Linked DNA regions of Mus musculus: regions 1 and 2 are each linked to region 3. A link is a loop called in an ENCODE intact Hi-C map of the cell type or tissue named here. Cell type or tissue: heart. All regions are shown on one strand. Region 1 overlaps 4930415O20Rik (RIKEN cDNA 4930415O20 gene). Region 2 holds the start of Ccnt1 (cyclin T1). Region 3 holds the start of Gm34152 (a long non-coding RNA gene).

Region 1 (8,000 bases), 120 kb after region 3:
GACTCCCAGATTTTGAATGGCTTTCCACTGGACCCAGGAGACTGGATAGATAGTTAGGACCAATGCAGGTGCAAACAGGCATAGACTTTCCCAAGCCTGACACTGGCATAGAACAAATGGGTCTGAAAGGGGAAGTCAGGCTGCTAAGTCCTGGAAGATGAGCAATCGGGGGCTAGGGGAGAATTAGGAAGGTGCTTCAGGCAGCAGGATGAGAGCTGTGAGAGGGAGAGGGAGAGAAGGAGAGGGGAAAGGAGAGAGATAGGAGAGAGGGAGGAGAGGGGAGAGGAGAGGGGGGGAGAGGAGAGAGGGGAGGGAGAGGGGAGAGGAGAGAGGGGGAGAGGGGAGAGGAGAGGGGGAGAGGAGAGAGGGGAGGGAGAGGGGAGAGGAGAGAGAGGGGAGAGGAGAGAGGGGAGGGGGGAGAGGAGAGAGGGGGGAGAGGAGAGGGGGGGAGAGGAGAGAGGGGGGAGAGGGGAGGGGGGGAGAAGAGAGAGGGGAGGGGAGAGAGGAGAGAGGGGGGAGAGGAGAGGGGGGGTAGAGGAGAGAGGGGGGAGGGGGAGAGGAGAGAGAGGGGAGAGGAGAGAGGGGGGAGAAGGGAGAGGGGAGAGAGAGAGAGAGAGAGAGAGAGAGAGAGAGAGAGAGAGAGAGAACACTCTGTTGATTGATTGGAATCTAGAATGCTGGGTGATGTGGTGATGTGGAGAGGGACCAGCTTCAGGGGTGGGGGGTTGGGGGACCCAGAAAGGTTTCACAGTGGGTACAAGGTGGTTGTGTTTTGGAATTATCTCTTATAAAGTAGATCTTGTGCTTCACAAAGAAGACCAGCTCTCCTTCACTGGACCTCTCAAAGCAAAGGAAGCAGGCTAAGCTTACATCAAACACATCTAGATTTTATTTATTTATTTGTTTGTTTGTTTGTTTATTTATATTTGGGACACTATTTCACTGTAGCCCTGGCTGTGTTGAAACTTGTATAGATCAGGCTGGTCTTGAACTCACAGAGATCTGCTTGCCTTTGCCTCCCCAGTGTGGAAATTTAAGCTGTGGACTAGTTTTGTTTTTTGTTTTTGTTTTTTTTTAAGATTTATTTATTTATTTATTTATTTGTTTGTTTGTTTATTCATTCATTCATTCATTCATTCTATTTTATTTTATTTTTAAAGATTTATTTATTATTATATGTAACTACACTGTAGCTGTCTTCTGACACACCAGAAAAGGGCATCAGATTCCATTATAGGTGGCTGTGAGGCACCATGTGATTGCTGGGAATTGAACTCAGGACCTCTGGAAGAGCAGTCAGTGCTCTTAACCGCTGAGCCATCTCTCCAGCCTCGTGGTCTAGATTTTGAGCTAAAGATGGTTTTGCAAGGAAGCTGTGTCCATTCAGAGCTTTTACCAGTGATGGGCACCAAACAACATTACATCCTGTTTCTCCCAGCAGCCGGCAGGACTGAGTGGCTGGGGCCAGCAGTGCTCACCGTAATGTCCAGTGCAACAGTGTCTGCTCTGGAGTGGATGTGACAACTTTTAAGATGCAGGACAGCATGGCTTGGTCAGGGGTGAAAAGAAGGGCATTGTCTAGGGTTGTTCCAAGATTTCTTTTGGCTGTTCCACACAGTTTGTCACCCAAGCTGTAAAGAAGCCGGGCCCTGACCTCTTCTCCCGTAGCCAGGCCCCTAATAAGGCGCAGCTTTTCACCTTTCTCCGTGTCTCTGTTCTGTTCTCCGGGAGCCGTGGCTCTGACCCACTCCCTCAGATTTTTATTTTTTCCTTCTTATTAGTGCTTGTCAGGGACAAGATCAGTATTTACCCTTCTCTCTGGAAACTGTTGAAGATGGCTGACTCATCGCCTCGATGTTGCTTCTGTGGTGTTCTTTCCCAATCCCTGACTCTTTTCCTCCTCTCCCTAGCTCTGCCTCACTCCCTCAGCATCTCTCTCCTCGCCTCTCCATGTTGTCCTCCAAATGAAATCTTTAACATCCTAGGACAGAGGACCCCACTGGAGTGAGGAACAGTTTAGATGTCACCTCTGTGAAGCTGCAGATGTAAGAGGGGCTGGCCATTCTGATAGCTCTGCTACAGCGCTGTTCTGGGATGCTGGCCTGCAGCAGGGGCTGGTCTGCACTTCATCGTGGGTGCCAGCAATGAGGGGTTGCTTCTGGCAATGCTACCATTTGAGCCTGGTTGTTCAGCCTCGGGCAAAGTAAAAGTAGCAATACGTTCTTGGACAAATTGTTGTGAATTGAGGAGTAATCGTGGGCATGTTTCTGGTGGGTGTTGGGAATCTGGGCTGAGAGTAAATTATGGTTTTTAAATGCAGGTGACAGCAAGAGCACCTTCTGGTCTCCAGGCATCAGACTGTTTCTTAAGATGCAACCAGATGATGTTCTCTGTTATGTCAAAGAGCCCAAGCAGCAGGCTCGCTCTCAGCCTCCCATATGGACGGGAGCTGTGTCTGGAGTCTGCGCGACAGTCTCACCCACTTGGATGCCTGCCACTTGAGTCGAGCATGCACCTTGCTCCCAAGGTTCCTGTGGTTTTGTTTTTCTTTTTTCTTTTTTTCTTTCTTGTCAAACTGGGAGATATCCTTGGTAGCTTATAGCTTCCCCAGCCTGCCCAGGTTTGGAAGGTGCCGGCACGAAGGGTGGGTAAGAGACACGTGATTCCTGAGGAAATAGGAGGGACCGTGAATAGCTTCTTCTAGCATCGGGCCATATGTTGGGAGTTGCCACAAGAGTACATTTAATGCATTGACTGCACTTTGAAGACATCCTGGATGATACGAGAGTGCTTGGGTGGATCTTGGTCTCATCCTAACTAATGATGCAGAGTTTTCAGTCTTATAGGTTGTCATGTGAGCAGGGGATGGCTCTAGTATCTAGTTATTCACAGACTCGGTAACTCCTTGAAGTCTGACTTCTAGGTTAAGGGTTGGTTACAGGTTCTAATGGCAACAGTCATTATACAGTACTTGCAATTGTCTTGGTCTTGCTGGTTTACAAATGGTAATACCACTTAATGGGAAATTCATATGAGGTCAGGATGAGAGAAAATGTTATGGTATTGTACATAAAACCACTATGACTTCTGGGCTGGCTGGCCCAGTAGTCAGGACTGTTAGCTCGCTCTGCTAACTTGAGAACCAGAGTTTAATATCCTCACACTGACAAGGCTGGGTGGGGCCGCATGCGTTCATGCCTGTAACTCCAACACAGAGGAGACATAATAAACAGGGGGATCGCTGATGTTTGCTGGCTGCAATTCTAGTCAAAAAGTGGGAGTTCCAAGTTCTTCAGGAGCCCTTGCCTCAAAAGATCAAGGTAGAGAGAACGGTAGGACATCCCGGGCTCTCCTCCAGCTTCCGTGTGAGCACAGGCCTACTCATACACACACGCACACACACACACAAGTGCACACACACACACACAGAGACATCATATACACATAGAGCAGACATACACACAAACCTATTTTTAATTTGAAAATTATCCCTATCGAGGTCATATCCAATGGTATTGGCCTGGGGATATTAAGATGATTTGCTGACGTGTGTTCGAAGGGCTATCTGTACTTTCTGTCTTCCCTGATGACGCAAGGTCATTATCTGTGCTTCGGGAGGAAAGGGACAGAAGCAGGGGCCCAGGGAACCATATTCTCAGGGTAAGTTTGCCATGCAAGGCCAGTTTCGTGCTTTTGTGTCTTCCTTTAGTGGTGTGCCTGCTCATTCTGAATGTAGGGGAAGCAGATGGGGCATGAGCCGCAGAGCGACTTAATGCTTCAGACTACTTAGGTAAAGTGGATTTCCTAGAGATAAAGATAGCCAATACTCATGTGTCCCCTAATAAGTAGGGACTTAAAACAAACAAACAAAAACAAAAACAGAGAATTTAAGTCATTTGCCTGTGGTTGAGGTAGAAACATGAGTTTCCCCTGAATTGCTTGGATCCAGAGATTCTCTTTCTGATCATACACAACTGCATCTTGAAATAGCTATGTGGAGGTTTCCACATAGAGGAGAGACAGAGGACTTGGACTGACAGCATCAGACTCCTTAGAGATGTATACAGATATGCTGGAAAGATGGCTCAGTGGTTAAGAGCACTGGCTGCTCTTCTAGAGGTCCTGAGTTCAATTCCCAGCAACCACATGGTGGCTCACAACCATCTGTAATGGGATCCGATGCCCTCTTCTGGTGTGTCTGAAGACAGCTACAGTATACTCATATACATAAAATAAATAAATAAATAAAGAGAAATAAATAATTAAAGAGAGAGAGATATGCACAGATGTGACTGCTTACCTAAACTCAACCTTGAGTTGGATGGAAGATATGAAATATTAATCCAGAGGGAGAGCACATGGTCTCTGAGCTCTACTAAATGTAGGATGTAATTTCTGAAAGTCAGCACCGGAAGCAGGAAAGAGTGGAACTTAGTAGGTCGCTCTCCCAGTGAGCCGGACCAGTCCCAGTAAGGAAAAGCATGGAGGAAAGGCTGAGGAAAAGTGGCCCCTCTGCTGCTATAAAGTCACCAGTGTGGAAGTGGGCCGACTCTGGAGGCTTCATCGCTGGTTGGGAGGCACATGGACAGCTCCCTGTCTAGTTTCATGGATGAAACTTGATGGCTTGTGGTGGTTATAAGTGTGTGTGGTTTCAGGATACAGCTCCATACAGTTGTCCTATGTACAAAGGCACACAGAGGGTCCCTGGCCAAGGCCACTGTTGGCTGAACTGTGCCACACATGCTCCTGTTTGAAAAGCTGGAACTACAGTGCCCTCTGCTGGAGTTTACAGGCGAGCATGTCTTGGTTCTCAGCAAGTGGATCAGTCACCAGTCAGGTGGCTCAGAGAGACCAAGAAGCCTAAGATTGAGCAGGGGACATGGCAGGCAGGGTTGAAGGTATGTCCTTCCTTCCTCCTTTCCCTTCCTCTACAGGTGTGTGTGTGTGTGTGTGTGTGTGTGTGTGTGTGTGTGTGTGTCTTGCCTTACACCTTGTTAGAGACACGGTCTCTCTTGTTGCTGGCCTCTGCATATGTTAGGCTTACCTGTGCTGTCAGACTCTCCTATCTCCTCCCTGGGGCGTGACAGGAGTGTGCACTCCTGCATCAGGCTTTTAGGTATGCTCTTAAGATTGAATCTCAGGGGGGCTGGAGAGATGGCTCAGCGGTTAAGAGCACTGACTGCTCTTCCAGAGGTCCTGAGTTCAAATCCCAGCAACCACATGGTGGCTCACAACCATCTGTAACAATATCTGGCGCCCTCTTCTGGAGTGTCTGAAGACAGCTACAGTGTACTTACATATAATAAATAAATAATTTAAAAAAATGTTCCCTTTAAAAAAAAAAAAAGATTGAATCTCAGGCTGTCAGGTTCTCCTCACAAGTGTGGTACACAGTCAGCCACCTCCCAGTTCATCTATATTCTACATGAAGCTAACTCACTGCCTAGCCTGGGTTGAGCTGTTCCAGCCTCCCAAGTGCTGGGATTACAGCATGAGCCACCACCCTCAGCTCCTACTGTTTAATCTCTATGAGAAAAAGGTAGACCATCACCTCCATTTGCTGGTAAGGGGTCAGAAGCACTTTGGACCTGTGTAGTGTTGGCTCTTTCAGGCCACACAACCCTGGGTGCCACATGAAACTGAGGCTCTGCCTGTTAAGGACGGATCGAAGCTTGCTCCCTGTCCCTGTCCTCTTTGCATATTTTAAAAAGAGGTTTAATGTGTCTGTGTGTGCCTGAGAGTATGAACACCTCATGCCTTCTGTGTCCATGGAGACCAGAGGAGGACATCGGGATTGCCTGGATCTAGAGTTACAGATGATTGTGAGCTGCCAAGTGCATTCTGGGAACTGAACCCAGGTCCTCAGGAAGAGAAGCCAGTGTTCTTAACTACTGAGCCATCTCTCCAAGTCCTGTGGGTTTGTTTTATTTTTTTAATCAGGAGGAAAAGAAAGGAAGGATTCGGGACTGGAGGAATATCTGACTGTGTTGACTCAACTCAGTGAGTTTTCATTAAGACTGTAATAAGGGAACAAGAGGAGCTTTTTTTGAGTTGAATGTTTTAATACACTCACACCCACTAGGAGAGGGAGAAAAAAAATCATCCTTCAAAGAAAAAATTGTGATAAAAATATCCCATGGTAGTAAGTGTTTGGGAAGACGACTATTAAATAGGTTCTCTTACAGAGATGCCGGTGTGGCTGGCTGAAGGGCCACATCAGAGTGTGGCTGCTCTGAGCTGGCCGAGCAGGTTGAAGCCTGAGTGCATGTGGTCAGAACAAGGGTCAGGCTGCATGGGTGGAAGTACATTGTCCCCCTTTGTCTTCAGGAAGTATGCACTAAGTTCCTCAGTCAATGCCTTAGACTGTGGGCAGCGCTGTACTCTGTATGGACCATGGTTTTCCTGTATATACATCCCTGTAGTAAGGTTTAACCTATAGAGCATGAACACGAGGAAATTAATAACTAACAATAAGATAGTAACAATATACTAAAATAAAAATTCTGTAAATTACTGGAGAGATGGCTCAGCGGGTAAGAGCACTGACTGCTCTTCCAGAGGTCCTGAGTTCAATTCCCAGCAAGCACATGGTGGGTCACAACCATCTGTAATGGGATCTGATGCCTTCTTCTGGTGTGTCTGAAGACAGCTACAGTGTACTCACATATATAGAATAAATAAATCTTTAAAAAAATTCTGTAAATCGTATGTCTCTTAGAACCAATTATAGTGTACCCATTTGGTGTGAGGAGCAATCGAGCCTGAGAGAGCCTGAGGGATAGGATGGAATAAATGAATGATGGAGGTGTTATGTCCTTAGCATCAGTCACTGAACCATGGGAAGTACTGATGTCATTTATCACTCCCACCCCCAATGCTTAGGCCAGATCTAATTCCAAGAATCATTGTACATTCCCAAATTAAGGATCATGCTGCAAAATGTCCTGTATGCACACTACAAAAACATCAGTGCCATGAAACAGAGGCAGCAGAACCAGGCCACATTAGAGGAGACCGAAGGGCTATGCTCATTAAGTGCAGAGCTCAAGCCTTAATTAGACCCTTGAGGAAACATTTTGCTGTAAGGACATTAATGTGACAACTGGCAGAACAGGAATATTGGGCTGCAGGTAATTAGATGACACAGGAGCGCTAACGGTTTGCTAAACTGTATCTGTGCAGTTAATAGGTTCACTTACAGACAAAGCACGGATGGGCAGAATGACGATGAATAACTGTATCTGGGTGATAGTTCTTACGAAATGCAAACAGGCAGGGTGTAGTGGCTCACACTTTTAATCCTAGCATTTCTGAGCCAGAGGCAGGAGGATCTCTGTGAGTCTGAGCCAGCCTGGTTTACATAGCTAGTTCTAGGACAGGTGGAAATACATATTGAGACCGTGTCTCAAAATGGAAAAAGGAAGGAAGAAAGAAAGAAGGAAGAAAGAGAGAAAAAGAGAGTGAGAAAGAAAGAGAGAAAGAAAGAAAAAAGAAAAGAAAGAGGAAAGGAAGGAAGGAGGGAGGGAGAGAGAGAGAGAGAGAGAGAGAAAGAAAGAAAGAAAGAAAGAAAGAAAGAGAGAGAGAGAGAAAGAAAAGAAGGAAGGAAGGGAGAAAAGAAAAGAAAAGAAAAGAAAAGAAGAGAAAAGAAAAGAGAAAGTAAGACAGACAGACAGACAGAAACAGGGTAAAGAGAGTATGAGAAATTATTTTTAACCTCAAAAAAGCCAACTGGATAAGAAACAAAGCCAAGCCAGGCAGAATGATGACACGTAGCTAACTAGGGCAAAGGGCATAGAGAACTTCCTCGCACTAGTCTTAAATTTTAAAAATTTTAAATTATGTCACCAAAAATGTTTTTTAAAAATGATAGATTGCTCCTATGAGTTTATCTTTCTTCTTTCTCAATTCTGCTAAAATAAGCAATCATCTTGGCATACAGCTTTAATCCTAACACCGGGACATGGAAGAGGCAGGCAGATCCCTGTGAGCACCAGGCAGGC
Region 2 (8,000 bases), 130 kb after region 3:
CTCCGCTTCCCCATCCCACAATGCCTTGCTCAGTGCCTTGCCACACTTAATGTCTGTCCTTCATTACATTTCCGTTCCGTTCTACCGGAGATCCTTTCTCCTCCACCTTTATGCTTTCAACGTTTTAAAAAAGATTTATTTACTTTATGTATGTGAGTACACTGACACTGTCTTCAGACACACCAGAAGAGGGCATTGGATCCCATTACGGGTGGTTGTGAGCCACCATGTGGTTGCTGGGAATCGAACTCACAGAGATCCACCTGCCTCTGCCTCCTGAGTGCTGGCTGGCTCAAACTATGTATCTTAATAATGCTATGAAGTAACAGGAAGTGGAGCTGAGTGGCGGCTGTCCCTGCTGTGCAAACTTAACTGTGCTAACAATTGGTCATGAAAGAACATCTCTAACTCTGCTCAGAAAGGAAATGACTCGGAAGTGGCTAAGACTCTCTTAGGAAAGGCATGGCCCTCTGCCCACCGTGCTGAGTCCTCCTTACTTGTTTCTTGAGCTGTGTTTCTCTTTTTACTCTGAAAGTAATGTTGATATCCTAGTAGATATAAGTTGAAGAAAGCCATCTCAGCATCCCCTTCTCTTTAGAATGTCTACACTGGAGCTCCAGGTTCTAGTAACCATGGTAAAGGCTTGGAGCGTTACCGTAACTGGCAGTTCCTTTGTCCAGTAGAGCACAGGATTTGTGGGTTCTCCATGGAGCTGCAACTGCGTGAGCTAAATAATTCCAGGAAGCTTGAGGTATCAAGGATCATTACTTTTTCTTTTATTTTCAAGACAGAGTTTCTCTATGTAGCCTTAGCTATCTTGAAACTTGTTATATAGACTAGGATGGTCTCAAACTCACAGAGACCCACCAATCTCTCTGCCTCCTGAGTGCTGAGACTAAAGGTGTGTGCCAGCACAGCCGGGCTTATCGAGTTGTTTAATTAATTTACGTTACATTCAAATTGCAGTGCACACACACACACACTTTCTCTCTCTCTCTCTCTCTCTCTCTTTTTTTTGGAGACAGGGTTTCTCTGGTTGTCCAAGAATTCACTCTGTAGACCAGACTGGCCTTTAACTAAGAGATCCACCTGCCTCTGCCTCCCAAGTCCTGGATTAAAAGTGTGAGCTAACACTGATGGCCTGCAGGCTCATTACCTTTTATTTTTTGTTTTTTCTTTTTTTGCTCATTACCTTTTAAAAAAACTGCTGTCATCCTTTGAGAACTTTGTGCAATGTATTTTGATCATCTGCATCCACCCCCACCTCTTCCATCTCCCCCAGATGCCCTCCATTTTGTCCTTCCTAACTGCATGGCCTCCTTTCCCTATTCAGTGACTCTAGTTAGTGCTGCCTAGCTGCACATGGGTGTGGGGTCATGGGCAACTGGCCAGTGGTCACTTTCCCCTCAGCAGCCATCACCCCTGTCCTGTCCTTGCTGGACTCTTCACTGGCCTGACTGGTGCAGGTAAGCACAGCTGTAGTGAGCTGCTGTGTACGGTAGCCAGGTGGCATTCCCTATCTATCAGCATCCTCCCAAGCCCTCCCCTTTTGAGACAGGGTTTTACCGTGTCTTGGAACTCATGAAGTAGACCAGGCTGGTCCTCAAACTCAGAGATCTGCCTGCCTGCAGGACAGCTAGGGCTGTTACAGTGAAAATCCTATCTCAAAAGGCTTTGAGGGTGTGTGAGATGGCTCGGTTGAGTAAAGGTGTCTGAGTTGAGCCTGATGACCCATGTTTAATCTTTGGTAAACATGGTCCTGTGGTAGAAAGGACGCTCTAGAATTATCCTCTGATGTCTAGCCTTACACTGAGGCATGTGAAAGCTATGTTGTGTATGCACAGCACATGTATATACACTCAAGTTTTTAAATTAAAAAAACTCCCTGAAGAAGGAATCTTGGAGAGGGGAGGCTGGGGAAGACTGGGAGGAGAAACTGCAGTTGGGGTGTATATGAGAGGAAAAAACTGAAAAAAGAGACAGTGACATACATAAAACATGGGAACTTCTTTTTTTATATATATAATTTATTTTTTTTGGAGACAGGATCTCTCTATGTAGTCCTGGCTCTTGTTATGTATCCCAGGTAAATATCCCGCTCAGGTTGGAAAGCTGGAGCGGGGCTGCGACTTAACAGAGGCCTTGAACTTAGAAAATTTCCACATGGTGCTGGTGGTAACTTTCCACATGGTAGAGGCAGTTTTGATTCATCCATGAGCAGATCCTAGGATACTTTTGGGCTTCTAAACTATTTAGCCTTGGGGCACTTGAGGTCGTCAGGGGATAACTGGCTAGAGTCAGTTCTCCTCGATCTATGATGGGGGGGGGGGGTTCTCGGGGATTGAATTCACACCAGAGTTGACAGCAGCCTCTCCTACCTGCTAAGCCACCTCGAGGGGACCCTCATTTATGCAGACACATTTCCCAGAGGACTTCTGGCGAAAAAAATAGACCCCAAATCTTCAAGATTGATTGCCAATCCCCTTGCTAGTGGGTGGATACAGTGGGCTCTTGGTAAACAAAAGATCTAGAGTTTGGGATTGTGTGAACATCAATACCGAGTTCAAGGCAGCGACCGAGGCCCGGGGACAGAGACACCCTGGTGCAGCCAGGAGGCTGAGGCGGACATCGGCCCCAGCTTGCTTTTTACAACCTCACAAAGTGGACCTGGGAGTGAGGCCAGAGCACAAATTATCTCTTGATCTCCTTCTTCTGATAATCCTCCCCAATGCAGGACACAAATTATCTCCTGATCTCCTTCGCTTGATAACCTTTCCCTACGGGGTGGGTTTCCTAGAACTACTGACCTGACGCGCAGGGGAGCTTGCATAACCTTGGGCCCTCCCTGACTGGATGTTTGGAATCTGAGCCTGCAAGCTTATCGCCTTCACTGACAAAGAGAAAAGAATGCAAAAGAAAAAAGGCCTCCAGACCTAAACGATAAACGATCGGTGGTGTCCTTGAGCGTGGCGGGGTGGTGGTGCAAGCCTTTAATCCCAGCACTCGGGCAAAACCCGACGCCCCTCTGAGCTCCAGGGATGACAAAAATAAGAAAGGAAAGAGAGAAAAAGACCCCTTTACCCGGGGCTGGAGAGATGGCTCAGCGGGTAGGGGCACTGACTACTCTTCCAGAGGTCCTGAGTTCAATTCTCAGCAACCACATGGTGTCTCACAACCATCTGTAATGGGATCCGATGCCCAATTCTGTTGTCTAAAGACCACTACAGAGTACTCATATACATAAATGAAGATAAATAAATCTTTAAAAAAAGGCCCCTTTACCCCCCCCCCCCAAACACTCAAACGAAGCTCAGTGGCGTTGATTTTATTCCTTCCAGATGATTGGCCGCAGTGAAACGGGAGGAAAGGCTGCTACAAAATAGGAGAGCGGTTTCCAAACGCGCCGGAGTTCTCCATGCCGGAGCTAAGAACCCAGGAACCTTTTAGTGGCTTTCGCGTTTCTGCACGGGGCAGGGCCACTCACTGTCTCGTCCTTTCTCGGTTTTCTGAGAGTCTCGCCTATTTCCCCTGCCACTTTTTCCGTAAGCCCGGTGTTACAAAGGGGCCTCCATCACGCACGTCCTCGGAAACTACCCAGCCAAGCGCAGCGAGCGTTAACTAGAGGCCCGCCGGTGAGGCCCCCTTACCGCAGTTCTCGCGCGGAAAGACGAGACCTTTAAAGAACGACGTCAGATAGTCCCGCCCACCTGGCGGTCACACGACCGGATCCTGCGTCCCGGCCGCCGGTCCGTTCTTAGCCGCGGACTGGCTGTGGATTCGTCTACGGGGTGTCGGAGGGGTCATTCCGGAAGTCGGCGCTGGAATCTTCGGCTTTCTGGGCGGAAGTGTGTCACAACCTCGGTGGTCGCCCCTTGGAGGAAGTTCGTCACGTCGCAGTAGTCTCGGCACGGCGGATGTGTGTCGCCGCTCCGGTGACGCTGGGAAGTGCTCGCAGCCCCCGCCGCTGCCTCTTGGTTGAAGCACTATGGAGGGAGAGAGGAAGAACAACAACAAGCGGTGGTATTTTACTCGCGAGCAGCTGGAGAACAGCCCGTCGCGTCGCTTTGGCGTGGACTCCGATAAAGAACTCTCTTACCGCCAGCAGGCGGCCAATCTCCTCCAGGACATGGGACAACGTCTGAACGTGTATCCTTTCGGCCTAGGCCATCGGCCTCGGAGTGCGTCCGGCCATGCTTCGACGTCCGGGCCGGCGACGCTGGTGGGGACAGAAGCGGGTGGGGTGGTGGCAGGAGCTGGGCGTCTAAGTTGGGAGAACCCACAATGGCGCTCGCTGGCCGAGCCACTGTTCGCGCGAGGGAAGTGAGGCGGAGTCAATTTCCCGCTCGCTCACCGGTGCCACCGGCCGGGCTGCCGACTCGTACCTCTCCTGTCTTTGTGTTTTCGCTGCTCCTTCCCAGCCCCCGTCCTCTGGATTCTGCCCTGTTTTAGTGGCTTTTGAGAGTCTTCTTTCTGCTGTGACCTAAGGCTCCGTTTAGGACGTTTCGCTATCGACTCTGCCTCCCCAAAGTGTATAAAAAGGGTTTCGGGAAATTCTGTACGCAAAGGACTTATGAAGGTGGTCTGGAATTGCTGCCCCAGTTTTGGTTCCAAGCCCGTTTCTCTCACTAGCTGGCTAACCTGTCAGATTCTCGTTTAAAACAAAATGTCCCAATGTCTGCCACCACGCTTGATATTCAAACGTTCTAGTAGCTGTTTCATGGAATTTAAGAGGAAAAAAAGATGTCAACTTAGGTTTGGGGGGAGGGGATATACAAGTTGGTATGCTTAAAGTAGTTTTCAGAATATTAAGTCCTTGCTTCTTTGGGCACTAGTGATAGTTTATTCATTAGGTTTCAAAATTTAGAGGTAATGTAGTTTAGTGATTTCCCCCCTCCCAGTTTTTCTTATGAAAATACAGTCTTGTGGCAAAACTAATAGTTTTAAAGTTCTTTCCGTTGTCCATATATATATATATTTTTTTTCTTTTTCTTTTTTTTATTTTACTTCCACTTATGTAGCATTTATTTAAGAGTGATGCTGAGGGCTAGGCCTGGTGTCCTGTGCCTTTGATCTGAGCTTTGGAGAAGTAGAAGCAGGCCAGAATTTCCATGTAAGACCCTGTCTCCAAGAAAGAAAAAAAAGTGCAGAGTTTAGGTCTCTAGTGTTTTTAAGTCTGAAGGTTGTATGTTGTATAGGTGTTCTCTTTATTGCCAGTTGTCTCCTATTGAAATCCAGTTTCCCAAGCATTTGGTCAGTGCACGATCAAACCTCTCTGAGTTTCTGTCTGTGTTTACGGCACCTTTTAAATGTGTGTTTAAGCTTGCCGCCATCATATTGTCACTTCTATGCAGACTGTTGCTGAGGTCTGTGGGAATAAGTACTCTTACGTTTTGGGGAGGTTGGAATGGTACCCGTACAAAGGAAGGCAGGGGTTTATTTTCAGTGGATGACTATCAAATGGTTTCAAAGGTTTTATACTTCAGAGGTCATGTAATATTTCCTGAAGGAATCAGAACTAAGCAGGGTGTGGTGGTGCGTACCTTGAATCCCATTGCTCAGGATGGGGAGGTGAGCAGATCTCTACTTCTGATGCCAGCCTGGTCTACACAGCACGTTTTAGGACAGTCAAGGATTCATAGAAAAACCCTGCCTTGAACACTGCCCACCCACCTCCTCACCTCCCCCACGCCCCCCCCCAAAAGAAAGTAGAACTGGAAAACTTAATTATTGAAGTTTAAGAAGGTGAGAGAGAGAAAAGTTCCAAGAGCCTAGTAAGGGAAGGCCTGGTAAATATCCTTAAAAAGTTATTTTTTGTGGGGCTAGAGAGATGGCTCAGCAGTTACAAGCACTTACTGTTTAGGCAGGGCCTATATGGCAGCCCACAGTCGTCTATAGCTGCAGTTGTAGGGTAATCTCATGCCCTCTTCTGACCTCTGTGGGCACCAGACATGCCCTTGGTGCACATACATAGAATCAGGCAAATGCTGATACACTTTAAAATTTTAAAGTTATTCTTGGCCTGACAGAATGGCCCAGCGGGTAAAGGCACTTCTCGTCAAGCCTGGTAGCCTGAATTCCATCCCTGGGACTCGGGTGGGAAGATAACCGACTCCTGCAAGTTGCCCTCTGACCACCATACTCATGCTATGGCCAAAAGTAAATGTGATGAAGTTGTCCTGAGCTAAAGGATCGTCTTTGCAGAAGGCAAGTGACAGGACAGGAAGCCTGAGGTCGTATGCAGCTTTGTTTGTACTGATTTACAACTTGCTACTTGTTTTGTTTATTCAGTCAGTAAGTTCATATTAAGTACCCGTTAGGTAGAGCACATGTTGTCAATTGGCAGTTAATTTCATTAGAGAAGGAAACGAATCTGCTGTTGGGTTGGAAGAGTTAAGTTTTACTCCCCTGTGGGATCATCTGTTTAGCTTGGCCATTTGTTACTTTGGGGGGAGATTATATTGTCTGCTTCTGAACCTTAACTCGAGCACTTCAGCTCACAACTGACGATCAATACTGCTATAGTATACATGCACCGATTCTACATGATTCAGTCTTTTACACAGTTTCATCGATATGTAAGTATAATTTTCTATGGTGAAATCCCTTTGGGTTTGAGTGTAGCTGCCTACTTTATGATTGGTCGTTGTTATTGAACTATGATTTTAATTTTAGAATTTAGGGCTCGTTATTTTAAAGTTAGAAAAGAAACCATGATTTAAATATAGCTTTCCGAGTAAGAAGACAAATGTAAGTTAGGTTTTGCAACATTTTTAAAAGTCTTTAAGAAAACATGTTTCAAATTTAGGATAAAAAAGGACTTGGCTTTATTTTTGCCTGTGTTTGGGTTAGGGAATGGTAAGAGTGTGTGAGTGCCCTCAGAGGCTAGGTGAGGACATTGAATTCCTTGGAGCTGGAGTTACCTAGGTGCTGTGAGCCACCTAAGTGGGCACTGGGAACAAAACTACTGAGCCATCTCCAGCCCAGATAATACATTTTGAGTTGTCTTGTTTTGATGCTAACAAACTGAAGAGAAACTGTGAAGCTAGATATAATTCCTATAATGTAGGAAATTGGCAGGCAGGTTCAGGAGTGACAGGGAACTCTTGATCTGTAGTAAAGTCTCCGAATTTTGGGTGATTAGATTAGTCATTTTGACTTTTTTTTTTTTTTTTTTTTTTTTGCCCTTAGCTCCCATAGTTCCAATTAGCCTTTATTGAGGCTATTTGATAGCACTGAAACAGAAGTAATTAATGAAGAATGAAATTAAAGAGGAGTTTCCTAGTTGTCTTAGAAATTTTGAGGGTTTTCTACATTCAGCTCTCCTTTTTTTAATCCTTTTTCCTCTTCCTCCTCCTCCTTTTCTTCTTAACTATGTACTAATGGCTGCACTTGAACTATATAGTTCTGGCTGGCTTGAATTTCCAAACACTGGCATTATGAACTGGAGGCACATGCCTGACAAGTACTTTTTTTTATTGTAATAAAGACTTGAAGTCTTAAATCAGGTTGTTCAGTGTGCATTTAAGTGTTAGCATATATTTCCCTATTTAATGACCTACTTTCTTATTGCTTTTGTGTTAATCTTGGTCAAGACAGACTTCTGATTATTTCCAAAGTACCTGCAGTAAACTGGTTGGATTAATGACCTGATAATTATTTCTTTACAGAGACATTCTTTTGAATATCATATCCTTTGTTTTTATTTGTCTCTTGTTCTGAAACAACCTCACTATGCAGCCCTGGCTGGCCTGGAACTCAGAGATTCACCTGACTCTGTCTTCTGAGCACTGAGATTAAAGGCAAACACTGCCATAACTGGTGTCCCAAGTAGTTGATCTTCTTTAGAGTATTGTTTTTTTAGTATATTCTGGAATTGGCACACCCTCTTTACAGAACATTAATAGGTTGAATTTAGCTGTGATCAATTAAAATTAGATTTAAGAGGGCTTAAAACCTGGTGACCTTGATGTTAGGCCTGTGAAGCCTGCTCTTGCAGATGT
Region 3 (8,000 bases):
ACACACACACACACACACACACTGCACAGCAGTGGAAGTCAAAGGATAGCTTTCCAGAGTCAATTCTGGTTCTTGAGGCTCGGTGGCAAATACCTGTTACCCACTAAGCCATCTCACTGGGCCTCTTGATTACTGTCCTCTCCCCCTTCACACAATTTCTCCCCACCCCAGCATTAACTGACATTTTTAATTCGAACATCATAATAGCCTTCCTCTGTTCACTTCTCCTTGTTCTCCTGTCCTGTGGATGGAGCCCAGGGTTGTCTGGCATTTGCCAGGTGAGTGCTACAACATAAGCCACACCCCCTTCTGCATAGCATCTGAGGAAGGTTGGTTCCTACCCTATTTTCTATTTTCTGCCTTATGTTTGTACCTCACCCTTGATGTCAGATCCTGGGGTCTGCTCTGTGCCTTGGAGACATTTCCCAGTGGTCCGCTCCATTCTGACCACGAATCAAGAATCCACTCGTGACTTGGGTTGTGTTTAAGTCCTTTATTCTGCTCCGTGAAGCTATTTGTTTATTATTGTACCAACAGCGCACTGTCTCCATTATTGGACATTTATTATAGTCACTGATGCATGCTAGACCAAAGAACTCAGCCTTTCTCCTTCCAAAGAGCACCATGCTTATCCTTTGGGCTTTGATTTCTACACAAACTCATGCATCAGCTTGTCTTTTCGGTCTGCCTGAGTTTGAAGGGAATCCCAGGGAATTTCTAAGTGAGTTTGAGGAGCTCTATGAGAATGCGTCTTCTAACTTAAGATCATTAGACATTCTTCTACTTAGATCTCCCATAATTCTTCCTAATGTCACATAAGTCAGGGATAGTGGAACACATGTTTAAGCCCCAGCAGTTGGGAGGATTTCGAGTTCAAGGTCAGCATAAAATGTATAGAAAACTCAAAGCTATCCTGAGCTACATAATACCCTGCCTCAAAAAAAAAAAAAGTGTAAATGTGTGTGTGTGTCCTGTTTAAAGTCCATTTTGGTTTTGTTTTGAGACAAGGTGTCACTATGTAAATCTGGTTGACTTGGACCACCCTATTAGATCAGATAGACCTCAAAGTCAGAGATCCAACTGCCTCTGCTTCCTCAGTGTATGGCTTAAAGGGGAACCACCACACTCAGCTCCTCCTCCTCCTCCTCCTCTTCCTTCCTTCCTTCCTTCCTTCCTTTCTTTCTTTCTTTCTTTCTTTCTTTCTTTCTCTCTCTCTTTCTTTCTTTCTCTCTCTCTTCCTTCCTTCCCCCTTTCCTTCCTTCCTTCTCCTCCCTCCCTCCCCCTCTCTCTCTCTCTCTTTCTTTCTTTCTTTTGGTAGGTCCTTACAGATTTGCCCAGGTTGGCCTTGAATTTATTTACTCCACATCTCAGGCAGGCCTTAAATTTTTGATCTTCCTGTATTAGCCTCTTCAGTAGCCAAAATGCCATTCCTAGGCACCCAGCCCTGGCTTGTTATCAAATTCAGTAAAGAGTTTTTGCTTCCATTTTGATGAAGTCCAGGGGCCCACATGTAAGGGTTGACTTAATGTAGAAACTCTTGCACCAAGGATTAATGCCACCAAAATGAGGTTCTGATTGTGACATTGTGCTGGGTGCAGGGACAAAAAGGAGATAATGAAACAGGTACTGTGTGCTGGCTTTACAGAACCAAACCTCCCTGCCTCCCTCCCTCTCTCCTTCCTCTCTTCTTTCCTTCCTAGACTTGAGGACCATTTCATTAGATTTTGAGAGAAAAACCACAGAGTAGGCAAGCTATTAAAATCCCACAGCTTCTGGAAGGAGGAAGGTAATGGAGACAAAGAGGGGAGAGAGACCTGGGTTAGAGTCCACAGCAAACCACAGGACACTCTGTATGGAGAGCGCAGTGTTCAGAGAAATGGGGTGGCAGCCTACGGTGCCAGGGCAAGCATGGCTAGAATTTGGGAATCCAAGGAATAGCCATGATGAAAAGCAGACAGAGGGCCAGGGAGACGGCTCAGTGGTGAAATCCCCTGCTCTGCAGGCATGAGTACCAGAATTTGAATCTAGTACACACAAGTAAAAAGGCTGTCATGGTTGTGTTGTATCTGTAACCCCAGTTTTGTGGGTGAAGCCAGGTAGATCCTGAAATCTTGTGGGCCAGCTATTCTAGCCAACATGGTGAACTTCCAGTTCACAAGCGATCCTGTCCTAAGGCAAGAAGAACAGAACAGTAGAGGAAGATGCCCAGTATGTGTCCTGGTCTCTATTTCTGGGAATGATTATACAAGCTGATCTACATACTCATGCTTGTACAAAGCACACAGAGAGACAGAGACAGACAGACAGAGACTCAGAGGCAGACAGAGAGACAAATAGAGAGGGGCAGACAGAGAGAGACACAGAGGCAGACAGAGGCAGACAGAGAGAGAGGGAGACAGATAGACAGACAGAGACAGACAAAGACTGACACAGAGGCAGAGACAGAGAGAGACAGAGAGACAGTGACAGACAGAAACAGAGAGAAACACACACACAGACAGACAGACAGAGACAGAGAGACACACAAGAGAGAGACAGAGACACACAAGAGAGAGACAAAGACACATGAGAGAGACAAGACAGAGAGAAGAGACCAAACAGGAAATTTTATGATTTTTCTATTTTTCTTCCTCCTCCTCTTCCTCCTCTTCCTCCTCCTCCTCCTCCTCTTCCTCCTCCTCCTCCTCCTCCTCCTCCTCCTCCTCCTAAGATGGAGGTTTCATTTCCAGGTTGGCTTTGAACATGTTATGTAGCTAAGGCTAACCTGGAACATCCTGATCCTCCTGCCTCCACCTCTGAAGTGCTGGGATTACAGTTGTGTACCACCATGCCTGGCCCAAAAGGCATTATTATCAAGGGACTAGCGATTTAGCAGCAGGAAGAATAAATACCTAAATAATAAGTATGCAGAAACATATCCAATAACCGTATCTTTGAGCATTCCTTACGTGCTAAGGGCTGACTTAAGTGTTATGTGTGCGTTACCTAACAAGATTCGTACCATAGCCTTGTGAAGTAAGTGCTGCTATTATTTTTATTTAACAAATGAGGAAAGCGACGCTTAGAGGTTATGTCAGGAGAAGGTGGTCAGTTTGGATGGTCTGAGAGGACGCATTAACGTCTTCTCAACACCTTCACAAGGCACACGCTCCACGGTAATATTAATGACCCTCCCTCTGCGTTTTTCATCTCTTTCCCAAATCCAGATTCTTCCCATAGCTTCGCGAATCTGCTCTAGGATGGATGCAGAGGCTCCTGTTTCCATGGTGATGGGGAGGCTGGTACACCGCTCGCCAAGTGTAGGCGCTGGAGAGAATTGTCTCAGAATGGAAAGGTGTCGCAGCAGGGCCCTTGAGAAAACCAAGTCTGAGAGACCGGACCTCCCTGGAGCTCCTTCAGCACCTCCACAGCCGCCTCGCCCCTGCCCCGCTAACCTGGGAGACTCGAACCCAGGGAAGCAAGCACAGCCTCCCCAGACTCAAGCCAGGTCGCTGGCGGGAAGCCTGTCCAGTGCGGGGTTTCGTCCGGTCCACACCCCCTCTGCCTGGCATCCCACGGGTGCGCGCTTGAACTGCCTGGCTCTCCCCGGGATGAGCGAGCCGAGCGGCCGGCAGGGGGCAGTGTCTCCCTCACAGAAGCCGTGCCAGGCGCCCTGGGCTCGCTCCCCTGGCTTCAGGTTCTTTTCAGCTGTTATGCTGCAAAGGCGCAGTCGGTGGATTTCAGGACAGGAGATGGGTGCTGGCAAAGGTTGAGAGCCCCTGAAGTGTGGGTCTTAAGCGGTGGGCTCCGCTGAGCTTAAAGTCACAGGATAGGCGGCTGAAGTAATCAACGCTTAATTTCCCACAGTCTTCTCTCGAGATTTTTTTTTTTTTTTTGAGTGTTGCTGTTTTTTCCCCCCCATTGAAAAAAATCCTAATGAGGGGGAGGCTTAGCCATTCATTCGGTGTGTGTTTATTGAGTATACAACTATCACAGATACAATCAGAACAAATATTTATAGATTGCATGATGATTCCTAACCGTTTTTGAGGGGGAAGTGTCCTATCTCCTTTTTATTTTTATTTTAAAAAGATTTATTTATGTGAGTACACTGTAGCTGTCTTCAGACACACCAGAAGGGGGCATCAGATCTCATTACAGGTGGTTTTGAGCCACCATGTGGCTGCTAGGAATTGAACTCAGGATCTCTGGAAGAGCATTCAGTGCTCTCAACCTCTGAGCCATCTCTCCGGGTCCCAGAGAGGCACTTTAAATCCAGACCTTTTGAGATTTGAAGATCCACCTTTCACATGCGTCACACCTTCTAGTGGTAGCCTATATAAGGGACTGGGAAAAAGGGGGCTTTCATCTTTTTCTGTTTGCCCTTGCCTTCACTGTTAAGTCCATTCGCTGCTATTAGGCTGGCATTAGAGCCTACGTCTTTGGCATTCTGGCCTCTACTAAAGACCAGCTAAGACACCCAGCCTAATGGGCTAAACAGTGACTGGATTCTTGAACTTCCATTGGAAGACAGACATTATTGGACTAGCTGGATCATAATCTGTAAGCCATCTAAAAAAATCCAATTTTAGGGCTGGTGAGATGGCTCAGTGGGTGAGAGCACCCGACTGCTCTTCCGAAGTTCCGAAGTTCAAATCCCAGCAACCACATGGTGGCTCACAACCATCCGTAACGAGGTCTGACGCCCTCTTCTGGAGTGTCTGAAGACAGCTACAGTGTACTTACATATAATCAATAAATAAATAAATCTTTTTAAAAAAAATCCAATTTTATATATAATCTCTATATAAAACTATATTCTACACATGGTTTATATGTGATATGTCTATAATGACACAATAACATATTAATATACATTATATGTAATTATATTCATATGTACTATATATTGATGTATATTATGTATTAATATATACTAATACATATTTAACACATATTTACATCATATATTTATTTATATGACTATATAAATAAACATACTAAACATATAAATAGCTATATATTAATATGTAATTAATAAATAATATATAAATTAATGTATACTAATATGTGTTGTGTGTGAGATATCATATAATATATGTTAATATATAATTATATGTGTGTTCATTCTATAAATTCTGTTCCCCTAGAGAATCCTCACTAATACTAATACACTAATAAAGATGTGTATGTTTGTATTCTTTGTCAGGTACGCTTGTGCACTCATGTGAATGTGTGTGTGGGCACGCCCACACACACTAAAAGACAACCTCAGCTGTCACTCCCTAGTCACTTTCTACCTTGTTTTTTAAGCAGCCTCACACTGGCCTGGGGCTCAGCAGGAAGGCTAGGCTGCCCAGACAGAGGCTAGGGACCTGCATCTGGGTAACACATGGTCCCTGGAGGATCAAACTCAGGTTCTCACGCCTGCAAGCAAGCACGTTACCAGTACAGCTAACACCCAGCCCATGAATACATGTTAGATTGCCATCCAAAGCGCACTTGACACCAGCTAAAACACAGATGTATACATATAGACATGTGTATCTTTCCTCTAAAGTGCCTTGGAACACTAAGGGCAGTGCACAAAAGTCAGAGCCCAGAGATGGCTCAGCAGCTAAGAGCACTCGTTGCTTTTGCAGAGGATCCAGTTTAAATTCCCAGCACCCACTTGGCAGCTCATAGCCATCTGTAACTCCAGTTCCTGGGGATCCAGGGTACCCTCTGGTCTCTATGGACATGAGATACACACAAAGTACACATAAAATTAAAATTTAAAAAGTTGCCAGGATATGTAAAAAAAATATAATTCAAATAATATTAATTAAATTTAAATTTAATGTCAGGATACACTAAATAGACTTCCCAGGCAAGTACACTCACATGAGACACACACCTGGCTGTTCCTTCTGCCAGGAATGTCCTTTTCCTTGACTGTGCTTGTTAACCCCTTATATCCTGCAGCTCTCAGGTAAGCATTATCTGCCCAGATTAAAGGGCCCTCTGGCTCTTCTCTTCCACGTACTCAACATGGCCTCCATCACCATTTTTTTCTGGTTTACATTTTTGTTTACATGGGTTTTTTTTTGTTATTGTTTTGCTGTTTTTTAAAAGGACTTATTTATTCGTTTAATGTACATGAATATACTGTTGCTGTCTTCAGACACACCAGAAGAGGGCATCGTATCCCATTACAGATGGCTGTGAGCCACCATGTGGTTGCTGGGAATTGAACTCAGGACCTCTGGAAGAGCAGTCAGTGCTCTTAACCGCTGAGACATCTCTCCAGCCCTGTTTTGCTGTTTTTAAGGTGCTTTGTTACCATGTATGTATATATGTATGTTTGTATGTATGAATGTGTGCATGCATGTATGTATGTGTGGGGACACACACACAGGCCTCAGTGCTCATCTGATGGTCTGAGGACAACTTCCCAGAGTCAGTTCTGTCCTTCCATTAAGTCGGTTCTAGATATCACTATCAGGCCCTTGTGCTTGGCAGCAGACACCATTACCAGCTGAGCCACCTCTCCCGCCCTATGGATTGTCTTTCTGCCCTGTATGATATGGTGAACTCTGCAGGGACAGGGACCCATCAGTATCATGTCTAGAATGGTACTTGGAGCTCTGGGATTTGGTATCGTGAAGAGTGAATCTCACTAGAGTCTGTCCTCCTTGGGTCTCAGCATTCCATCTACCATGTGCAAGCCTGGATAGTGCCCAGACCAGTGTCTGGGCACCACAGCATACACTCCAGACTCCTAGGGTCCGCACAGTGGGAGGGGCAAAGAGGGCAGGGTAGTTACCCACAATCCTCTGCAGCAGATCCTGGGGAGGGGCAGAGAACAAACATTGGGCTGTCTGACTGGAGTCCCACCCGACACAAGACAACGACACTGGTGGACTTTCTGGGTCTGCGTGCTCTGCCTGTATTGTCCACCACTCCTCCGTCCTCTGGGGGATTAGAATGGGCGGTACAGAGCACAACGACAGACCTCACTCATGAGGTAGCCAGATTGTATTCAAAGCCCGTCTATGGCACGTGCAAAGAAACAGGTGGAGAACCCACGCCAGCCCTGTCTGCCTGGGATACCGTCCCTCTCAGCGACTAACCAGGTGGTGCTAGCTGGTGATCTTAGATAAATTGCTCATCCTCTCCTGGAGTTGTTTTTTAACGGCTCGGATGAGGACGTCATTAACGGAATTACCTCGTTTTTCCCCTGTATGACTCCAGGAAACCTTCCTGGGAATTAGGAATCTGGAGCCAGCTGGGACTCTCCAATTGGCTGCCTTTCCTCATGACCCTGCGGGCTCTGAGCTAAGTTCAGTTTAGGGATGGAAGGCTGTGCTTTGAGCGGGCTGAGGGCCAAGCCTTGCTAAACTGTAACTTTAGGAAAGCCAGTTAGGGCTCCTCTGCTTCCTCAGCAAAGCTCTCTGGATTTTGTGTGTTTGTTTGCTTTTTGTTTTGTATTTTGAGGCAGGGTTTCTCGGGGTAACCCTGGCTGTTCTGGAACTTCTCTCTGTTGACTGGGCTGCCCTCAACCTGGCAGAGATCCACCTGCCTCTGCCTTGGCTGGGATTAAAGGCGTGTGCCGCCGCCGCCACCGCCGCCGCCGCCACCACGATAGACTCCGGATTTTTGCAGCCAGGGTTGCATTCAGAACAGGGACATTGTTCTGGTAGCTAACCTCAGCGTCTTCAACCCAATCCTGTCTCCTGAAGGAGAGGACATAAAATTGCTTTGTTTGCTTTGTTCTATGTGCTGGGCCTCCAATCCAGGGTCTGTGTCCAGCTCTGTGATCTGTGTGTGTGCATGTTCACATGTGAGTGGACATGCATGTTCAAGTATGTACAGGTACATGTGCATACTAATACGGGTACCAGTTTTAAATCATGTGTTGTCTAGTTTTAGGTCAACACAAGCTAGAGTCGTTGGAGAGGAGGGAGCCTCAATTGAGAAAATACCTCAATAAGATCTGGCTTTAGTCAGGCCTGTAGGGCATCTTCATAATTAGTGATTGA

The links. A loop is a pair of places that touch in the nucleus more often than their neighbours do. Peaks named below come from ENCODE experiments on the same cell type or tissue, not always from the same donor. Only the 100,000 strongest peaks of a DNase experiment are listed, where the experiment ranks them.
Region 1: it touches region 3 in a loop (8-fold over the local background); 10 of 42 quality-filtered maps call a loop at or near these places.
Region 2: a loop joins it to region 3, with 2.5 times the contacts of the local background. A loop is called at or near these places in 2 of 42 quality-filtered maps.

Annotation. Positions count from the first base shown.
Region 1 is chr15:98,577,058-98,585,057 of GRCm38, reverse strand. All of the region lies in intron 1 of 4930415O20Rik (RIKEN cDNA 4930415O20 gene), which reads right to left. Among named protein-coding and RNA genes, the nearest start is that of 4930415O20Rik, 10 kb to the right of the region's middle. In heart, a CTCF peak has its summit at 4,771 (motif pointing left); a DNase peak (open chromatin) is centred at 4,767; H3K27ac peaks cover 98 bases; H3K27me3 peaks cover 274 bases.
Region 2 is chr15:98,563,622-98,571,621 of GRCm38, reverse strand. It overlaps Ccnt1 (cyclin T1), which reads left to right and starts at 3,886. Exons shown (of 9, transcript NM_009833.2): 1 at 3,886-4,146; 2 at 6,494-6,575. The coding sequence starts at 3,986. 4930415O20Rik (RIKEN cDNA 4930415O20 gene) reads right to left here and starts at 618. Exons shown (of 4, transcript NM_001201322.1): 1 at 498-618. The coding sequence starts at 576. It overlaps 9330020H09Rik (RIKEN cDNA 9330020H09 gene), which reads right to left and starts at 4,298. Exons shown (of 2, transcript NR_028442.1): 1 at 4,097-4,298; 2 at 758-3,983. In heart, a CTCF peak has its summit at 4,098; DNase peaks (open chromatin) are centred at 1,421, 2,681 and 3,801; H3K4me3 peaks cover 4,113 bases; H3K27ac peaks cover 2,835 bases.
Region 3 is chr15:98,695,209-98,703,208 of GRCm38, reverse strand. It overlaps Gm34152 (a long non-coding RNA gene), which reads left to right and starts at 6,805. Exons shown (of 7, transcript XR_384434.2): 1 at 6,805-7,094. In heart, a CTCF peak has its summit at 3,613 (motif pointing right); DNase peaks (open chromatin) are centred at 3,608 and 7,078; H3K4me3 peaks cover 647 bases; H3K27ac peaks cover 468 bases; H3K27me3 peaks cover 3,441 bases.